Linked DNA regions of Mus musculus: all the other regions are linked to region 1. A link is a loop called in an ENCODE intact Hi-C map of the cell type or tissue named here. Cell type or tissue: heart. All regions are shown on one strand. Region 1 holds the start of Habp4 (hyaluronic acid binding protein 4). Region 2 overlaps Prxl2c (peroxiredoxin like 2C). Region 3 overlaps Gm31128 (a long non-coding RNA gene).

Region 1 (2,500 bases):
TCACCATGTCTTCTTGCCAAGGTGGACTAAATTCCTCTGATACTGGGCACCAGATAAATCTTTGCCTCGTAAGTTGTTGATGACGGGATCCTAAGTTTGATAAAGTGCAATTTTGCTTGTGCCTTTGATGTCATATTTGCAAAATTATGGTATTGTGGGTGCAGCAATGCGAAGGTAACTAAAACTATCCCTATCCCTGACATCATCTAAGCTTTCTTCACACAATGGTCCAAGGTTCACCTGTTTTGTAGTGTGTGCTAACACTTGTTCTTTTTCTGCCCTCCCCCCACCCCATCCTAGCTTCTGTTGTAGCACATCTTATTCATCCATCACCCAGTTAATGGGCATTTGGACTGCTTCTTCCTCCCGGCTATTGTGAATAGCACCTCTGAGAATAATACGAGTTTTCATCTGAATACCTATTTCCAATTTTGGCTAGAAAAATACAGGCTCTAATCTTTAATTCAAAGAAAGAAGTGGCCACCTATCTTAAAATCTCTAGCCATCTGACAATTTACTGAGAACCCCTGAGGTCCCTGAATGGCAAGCCCAGGAAATTACAATTTGAGACAAAAATCACTTTTGATTTCTTTGCACAGAGAAGTTGGACAACAGTAAAACTCAGACCTTTTTTAACACCTGTATTTAATTATTCCTTTCACATGTTCTATGAAGTAAAACATATGTTCTATGAAGTAAAACTGCTTGTGATAGGGAGGGAACCAGCAGGCAGGGATGGCATCATGGAGAAGGGCAATGTGGAGACAGTTTTGAACAAAGTGTAATGACATAAACATGTATATATACACACACATATAAACACACAAACATACCATAAGAACCATTACTTTGAATGCTAACTTACAAAATTAATTTTCAGGAGAGTGATGGCTCAGAGAGCAAAGGCACTCGCCAGCAAGCATGACATCTAATTTGGAGTTTCATTCCCCAGAAGCCAGGCCTTAACTGAATGTCTCAAAAGAAAAACAACCGCTATCTAAACCTCACCCTGTCCGCTCCCGCACTCATCACAACATCACAGTGGGTCTGGGGTTGTTTCTTTGCACTTGAATGGGTTGTTTTGGTCTCTTGTTCCTGTCACACCTCTTGAAACGCAAGTCTCTCCAGGCTTCTTGAATGGGTCAGCACCCAGCTGAGGACGCTGCCTCTCCTCTAGGCACTTTCCCTCAGTTTACAGCTCTCCCCCAGACACGCAAGCCCTTAAAGGCTCTTGACTAGGTCATTTTGGTGAAGTGTGGCGGTGTGCAACCAGGCTCCCCACTGGCGCACACCGGCGAGAGAAGGCTTGCAGCCTCCCTGAGTTTCTGGTGGTAGCTCCGCCCAAGCCCCATACCACCACGCCCACAGGCTATAGAGTGGGAGGGGATAAAGTGGGGCGTGACGTCACAGACACCGGTCTCCCATTGGGTCTTCGTGCGCCCCGGGGCCGAAGGGCGTGTCCACCAGCGCTCATTGGCTGGGGCGCGCAGGCCGGGAGGAGCCGACCGCGGGGCCGAGAGTGCGGCGGCGGCGGCGGCGGCGGCGGCAGCAGCAGCAGCAGCATGGGTCCTCGCCCGCGGCTTCGCTGAACCTCACTGGCCTGGGCTGCCCGCGGCGCCCGCAGCGGCGGCGTCATGAAGGGGGCCCTGGGGAGCCCTGTAGCCGCCGCGGGCGCCGCGATGCAGGAGACGTTCGGCTGCGTCGTGGCCAACCGCTTCCATCAGCTGCTGGACGACGAGTCGGACCCGTTCGACATCCTGCGGGAGGCCGAGCACCGGCGCCAGCAGCAGCTGCAGCGCAAGCGTCGCGATGAGGCGGCGGCGGCGGCCAGCGGGGCCGGGCACCGTGGCGGCAGGAGCCCGGCTGTGGCCTCAGGACACAGGCCTGGCGCAGGCGGCCGCAGGGAGTCGCAGAAGGAGCGCAAGAGCCTCGCGGCGTCCGGCGCACAGCAGCCAGACAGCCCTGGGGGCCCGCAGCCGCCAGGTACGCCGTGGGCACCGAGGTCACCCCTGCAGCCGCTAGCTCCAGTCGCGGGGACCGATCCCGGACGCGTGGGCGGATCAGAGCTGGGAGTCCTTATGGGCGCAGGACCCGGGGTCATCCTTTCAGGGGCCACCCTTGAAGATAATAATCCTCTCGGGGTCACGTTTCCAGGGATCACTCTAGGGAGCCACTTTTGAGGGATCATGACCCTCCAGGGCCATCCTCCTGGGTGGTCATTTTCCCTGGTCACCCTATCTCAGTGGAAGGGTCAGGGTTTCACTCTCGGTGGGCTCATCCCAGATGGGGGACAGTGAGCAGAGCCGTGAATCTTGGTGGACAGAGGGCCTTTGGTCATTCTCCCTGGGTCCCAATCCACGAGGGGTTGGGAATCACCCTCTCTCCGGGGCTGGGGGTCGTCCCTATCCATCCGTTACGGGTGGGCCGAGCTGGAGGTTCTTGATGGGCAAAAAGGCATAGTATGACTCTTCCGGGGTCACCCTCCTGACATTCCTGGTTT
Region 2 (2,500 bases), 150 kb after region 1:
GAAGAGAGAAAGAGAGAGACATGCATAGCGGGATGCAATGGCAGGGAAGTAGAGGTAGGTTAGAAGCTAGCTGAGAGACTGCCTTGTACTATACAGATGTCTCCCCATCTTTATAATTAAACCTCAAGCGGGCCCCCAGAAAGCTCTGCAATAGAGTTCTCATATCTAGTATTTGGAAAGCAACTTCAGTCTACAAAAGACAGGTTAACTCAGCTGGGCTTAGTGCTGTGAGCACTCAGGAGGCAGATGTGGCAGGACCACAAGTTCAAGTCCAGACTGGAGCTACATACACAGTGAGACCCAATATCAAAATAAATAAAAATATTGCTAATGCTTGTTTTTTTTCTTTTTTATTTTTTTTCCATTTTTTATTAGGTATTTAGCTCATTTACATTTCCAATGCTATACCAAAAGTCCCCCATACCCACCCACCCCCACTCCCCTGCCCACCCACTCCCCCTTTTTGGCCCTGGCGTTCCCCTGTACTGGGGCATATAAAGTTTGCGTGTCCAATGGGCCTCTCTTTCCAGTGATGGCCGACTAGGCCATCTTTTGATACATATGCAGCTAGAGTCAAGAGCTCCGGGGTACTGGTTAGTTCATAATGTTGTTCCACCTATAGGGTTGCAGATCCCTTTAGCTCCTTGGGTTCTTTCTCTAGCTCCTCCATTGGGAGTTGCTAATGCTTGTTAAGGTCTACTAAGCACACTGAAGTTATAGCAAGAGTAGGGAATGTGGGCAATGCAACGTTGAATAACATAGAACTCTATAACTCGTGGTCCAGTGGGCATACAGTGAGCTGCAAGGGATCATTACAGTACAGGAAGAGAAGCCTCGCTCTCTGCTTCAACTGTTACTGGGAAGCTGACTGGCACTGAGTCACAAAAGCATGTAAACTCACCATGTTTTTATATTAATCATGGAAGTAAGATGCCCTGATGAAAGGTTGGCTAGGGTGCCACCTGGTGGCAGACAGCTTGCCTAGCATATACAAGGCTTCTCTGGTCCTCTCAAAATGCCAATTTTCTCACTTCAACTTTGAGGTGAATACTGTAATATCTTCTAGAACCTTTTCCCTTAAATATAAAAATAAATACTAGAAGTCTTTGTGGAAATTGTTTTTGTTTTCACAAAAAACAGGACTAAAGAGAACACTTTTCTCCTGGCTGCTTGTTCATCCAATGCCCCCCTCCCCGCCCCCACGTTATTTGCTGTGGGTTATAAGGAACTTCCTAAAGAATCGGAGCTTAACAGGAAGACCAGAACCCCCAGAGCTCTCTGGGACTAAAACACCAATCAAAGAAAACATATGGTGGGATTTGTGTCTCTAGCTGCTGCATATGTAGCAGAGGATGGCCTAGTCGGCCATCAGTGGGAGGAGAGGCCCTTGGTCTTGTGACGATCATATGCCCCGGTACAGGGGAATGCCAGGGCCAGGAAGCGGGAGTGGGTGGGTTGGGGAGCAGGGGGAGGGGGGATTTTCAGAGAGGAAACTAGGAAAGGGGATAGCATTTGAAATGAAATAAAGAAAAAAACAAAACAACAACAAAAACCCAGGAAGACCAGAATGCCAGGAGAAACACACAAACTGTGGAAGCCTGGCTCCTGAGGCATAAAGGAGAACAGGACTTAAGTGGGAACAGGGCTACTGACCATTAGTGTCACACTCTGACAAAGAATCTGGCTACACTATGCCCACCTCCTGGAGAAAAAAAAAAAAAAAAAAAAAAAAAAAAGCAAGGTTGAACTCAAAGGTAATGGACTAGGTTGTCAGGCCGAAGCCGTCTCACAACAGGTAACACAGGTAACGTTAGTACAAGCTGTGCATGGTTACAATTCACTCTTCCCCATCAGCCGTGCAGTCAGAGGGAGGGCAGAGACATGACATAGCAAAAAAGAGGGTGTGAGCAAATTCTACAGACAAGTCCTGTGCAGAGAAGGACGATGTGACTGCTAAGGAGGTGAGGTGCTTGGAGGACAGGACCCCAAGACTGGAGGCTCGGGCTTAAGGAGATATAAGTCCACCTGAAGAAGAGCCCGCGCTGACAGTACTACTGAGGGGTTCTCTGCCCTAAAAGAACGGCTTAGGGACCTGGTTCAACCACTGAGGCTCAGGTCATCATCACTACTGTAGAAGGGAGTCAGCCTGCAATGTGAACTGGCAGAGAACTGGGCAGCACTGACTGTGGCGGTTGTAAACATGAGAAATGCAGAAGTTATGGGACCGTGACAGCTTGCACCAATGTCCCACAGAGCTGCTGGGGCCAGGCCATGTGTAGCAGTGTCACATTCCTGCAAGTGGCTTGAAAGGCCACCCCATAGAGCTGTGAAGGTAAAGCTTACGATGTTGCAATGGGGATCCCAGGATACTACAGACGCCAGGACTGTGGGACATCTGCTAAAGAAAGCCTCCCACATAGAGTGGAGCCAGCTCAGCAGAAGGGCAACACATGCTGCAGACAGCAGAAATGGATGGGTGGGGCTGTCTAGGCTTATTGGA
Region 3 (2,500 bases), 150 kb after region 1:
TAGTAGAAACTGTCTGGACTCTGGGTGCTGTCCTTGTTGCACTAACTCTGAAGGAGACATTGACCTGTGTGTTGTTCTCTATAACCCCAAATCATGAAGTCTTCCCAAAGATAGCTGACATGTTAGGACAAAACAAAATCACAACTTACTGTTCAGAAGTCAGATAAAATATTATATGGGTTTATGTGAATTAATCCAGCATGGTGGAAAATGTGATGGATCAGAATTTGTTGGGGGTGTTTTCATGCACTGTGTATTCATGTGCACTTGATTCATGTGCACTGTGATTCATGTGCATTGTACTCATGTGCACTGTGTATTCATGTGCTGATTTCTGTACCCAGAGATCTGACTGCAGTCTAGACTTTGGAATGACTCAGTATTTTGTAAAACATTGTTCTCTATCAACTCCTGATTGGTTAAATAAAGAGCTGACTAGCCTATAGCTGGGAAGGAGAGAGAGAGGATAAGGTGGGATTTCTGTGCCTGGACAAAGAGAGAGAGGGGGTCTCAGGTAGAAGGTGGAGAGTTCTATCAGGACATGAATGAAGACAGAGAATTGGAGTAAGATGGCAGGTAACAGGCTATGTGGCTCAGAAGTAGGTCAGGCCAGCATAGTCAGGTTAGAATAGCTTGAAATCTGCCCAAGTTAGTGCCTGAAGATTTTCCTAAATATGCCACGTCTCTGTGTCATTACTCCAAACAAAGGAGGGCATAAAAAACTGTACTTTTGCAAGAATTCTTGTTCTGTTTCACATACCAGAGTGGCTCACTTAATGAAAAGATAGCAGTCAACATGGTATGAAGAACCAGCTTTTTACACACAACTGCCAGGTGCAATATTTTACAAAGAGGCTGGCGAGATGTCTGAGCTGATAAAGACCCAAATGGGAGGAGAAAACCAACTTCCAGAAGTTGTCCTCTGACCTTTACACATGTGTGTGAGAATAGAATGTTTTACAGAGAACTTTGTTGGTGTTACTAGAGATAAGGCCACTAGAGGGCACTGTTTACATATAAGTGGAAAACTTATAACCGCACATTTATTTGTTTGGTTACATTTTGGTGGGACCAGGGTAGCTCCTCTACTGCTTTGCACCCATTCAAACGAGTTCCTTTCTACATTTCTGGTATCCAGATAGGCCAGAGATCCCTAGAATTTATGGACTCTAGTCTTGTCACCCCTGACATCATTTCCTGTTTTCCTTGAAGCTGACCTCTGACCATACTGAAATCCTGCACTTGCCTAATTTCACCTGCTTGCTCCTCCTCAGAGCCTTTGACACATGGCCTCTCTTCTGGGAAGGTACTGACCAGGTGCTGATGTCATTCTCCTTAAGTCTTGGTTCAGTTATTCCTCAGTGAATAACTGTATAATTTACTAATGCATTTCTTTCTTTCTTCCTTCCTTTCTTTCTTTCTTTCTTCTTCCTTTCTTCCTTCTTTCTTTCTTCCTTTCTTTCTTTCTTTCTTTCTTTCTTTCTTTCTTTCTTTCTTTCTTTCTTTCTTTCTTTCTTTCTTTCTTTCTTTCTTTCTTTCTTTCTTTCTTTCTTTCTTTCTCTCTCTCTCTCTCTTTTTTCTAGACAGGGTTTCTCTGTATAGCCCTGGCTGTCCTGGAACTCACCCTGTAGACCAGGCTCGCCTCCAACTCAGAAATTCACCTGCCTCTGCCTCCCAAGTACTGGGATTAAAGGCGTGTGCCACCACTGCCCAACTGCATTTCACTTTTTAAAAATTTTTTAAATATTCATTTTATTTATATGAGTACACTCTAGCTATCTTCAGACACACCAGAAGAGGGTATCCAATCCCATTACAAATGGTTGTGAGCCACCATGTGGTTGCTAGGAATTGAACTCAGGACCTCTGGAAGAGTCAGTCAGTGCTCTTTACCACTGAGCCATCTCTTCAGCTCTTACCATTTCTGTCTCCGGTAAAATATGACACCTTTCTGAGGGGATCTATTTCAGTCACTGCTCTGCCTTCCACTGCACCTAAAATACAAGTTGGTACATAATGGGCATCACTGGGCTCTTGTTAAACAAATGGCAAGACAAACCAATACCACATTCCACCCTTTCCACTTAGGAATCGAGGTTAGAGATTGTGTTGGGACAATGAATCACAAGGGACAAAGTGATCTACAGAACAGACTTGATATCCATGTTTTACTTTATTTGCTATGTGTGTGCACATGTGAAGTCAATCCTGGGTGTTATTTCCCAGGAGTGATCTACCTTGTTTTTCGAAACAAGGTTTCTCTCTCTCTCTCTCTTTCTGAGATCTGGAACTCACCAGGAAGGCTACATTGGCCAGCTAGCAAGCCCCAAGCACTGAGATTATATGTACCTATCTTCTTAGGAAGGTTCTAGGGATTAAACTCGAGTCTTCATGCTAGTATGGCAAGCTCTTTATCAACTGAACTATCTCCCAAACTCCTGAAAGAAAATTTTATAAAGAATATATTCTCAGGGCTGAGAGATGCCTCAGTGGTTAAGAG

Evidence for each region. Peaks named below come from ENCODE experiments on the same cell type or tissue, not always from the same donor. Only the 100,000 strongest peaks of a DNase experiment are listed, where the experiment ranks them.
Region 2: it touches region 1 in a loop (4-fold over the local background); 12 of 42 quality-filtered maps call a loop at or near these places.
Region 3: a loop joins it to region 1, with 2.8 times the contacts of the local background. A loop is called at or near these places in 11 of 42 quality-filtered maps.

What each region holds. Positions count from the first base shown.
Region 1 is chr13:64,160,352-64,162,851 of GRCm38, forward strand. Habp4 (hyaluronic acid binding protein 4) reads left to right here and starts at 1,515. Exons shown (of 8, transcript NM_019986.3): 1 at 1,515-1,983. The coding sequence starts at 1,635. In heart, no CTCF peak of the experiment used is centred here; DNase peaks (open chromatin) are centred at 1,460 and 2,190; H3K4me3 peaks cover 1,732 bases; H3K27ac peaks cover 1,574 bases.
Region 2 is chr13:64,305,361-64,307,860 of GRCm38, forward strand. The region is part of intron 4 of Prxl2c (peroxiredoxin like 2C); the gene reads right to left. Among named protein-coding and RNA genes, the nearest start is that of Prxl2c, 6.1 kb to the right of the region's middle. In heart, a CTCF peak has its summit at 975 (motif pointing left); no DNase peak of the experiment used is centred here.
Region 3 is chr13:64,314,662-64,317,161 of GRCm38, forward strand. It overlaps Gm31128 (a long non-coding RNA gene), which reads right to left. Exons shown (of 3, transcript XR_382570.2): 3 at 1,889-1,994. Among named protein-coding and RNA genes, the nearest start is that of Prxl2c, 3.2 kb to the left of the region's middle. In heart, a CTCF peak has its summit at 1,000 (motif pointing right); no DNase peak of the experiment used is centred here.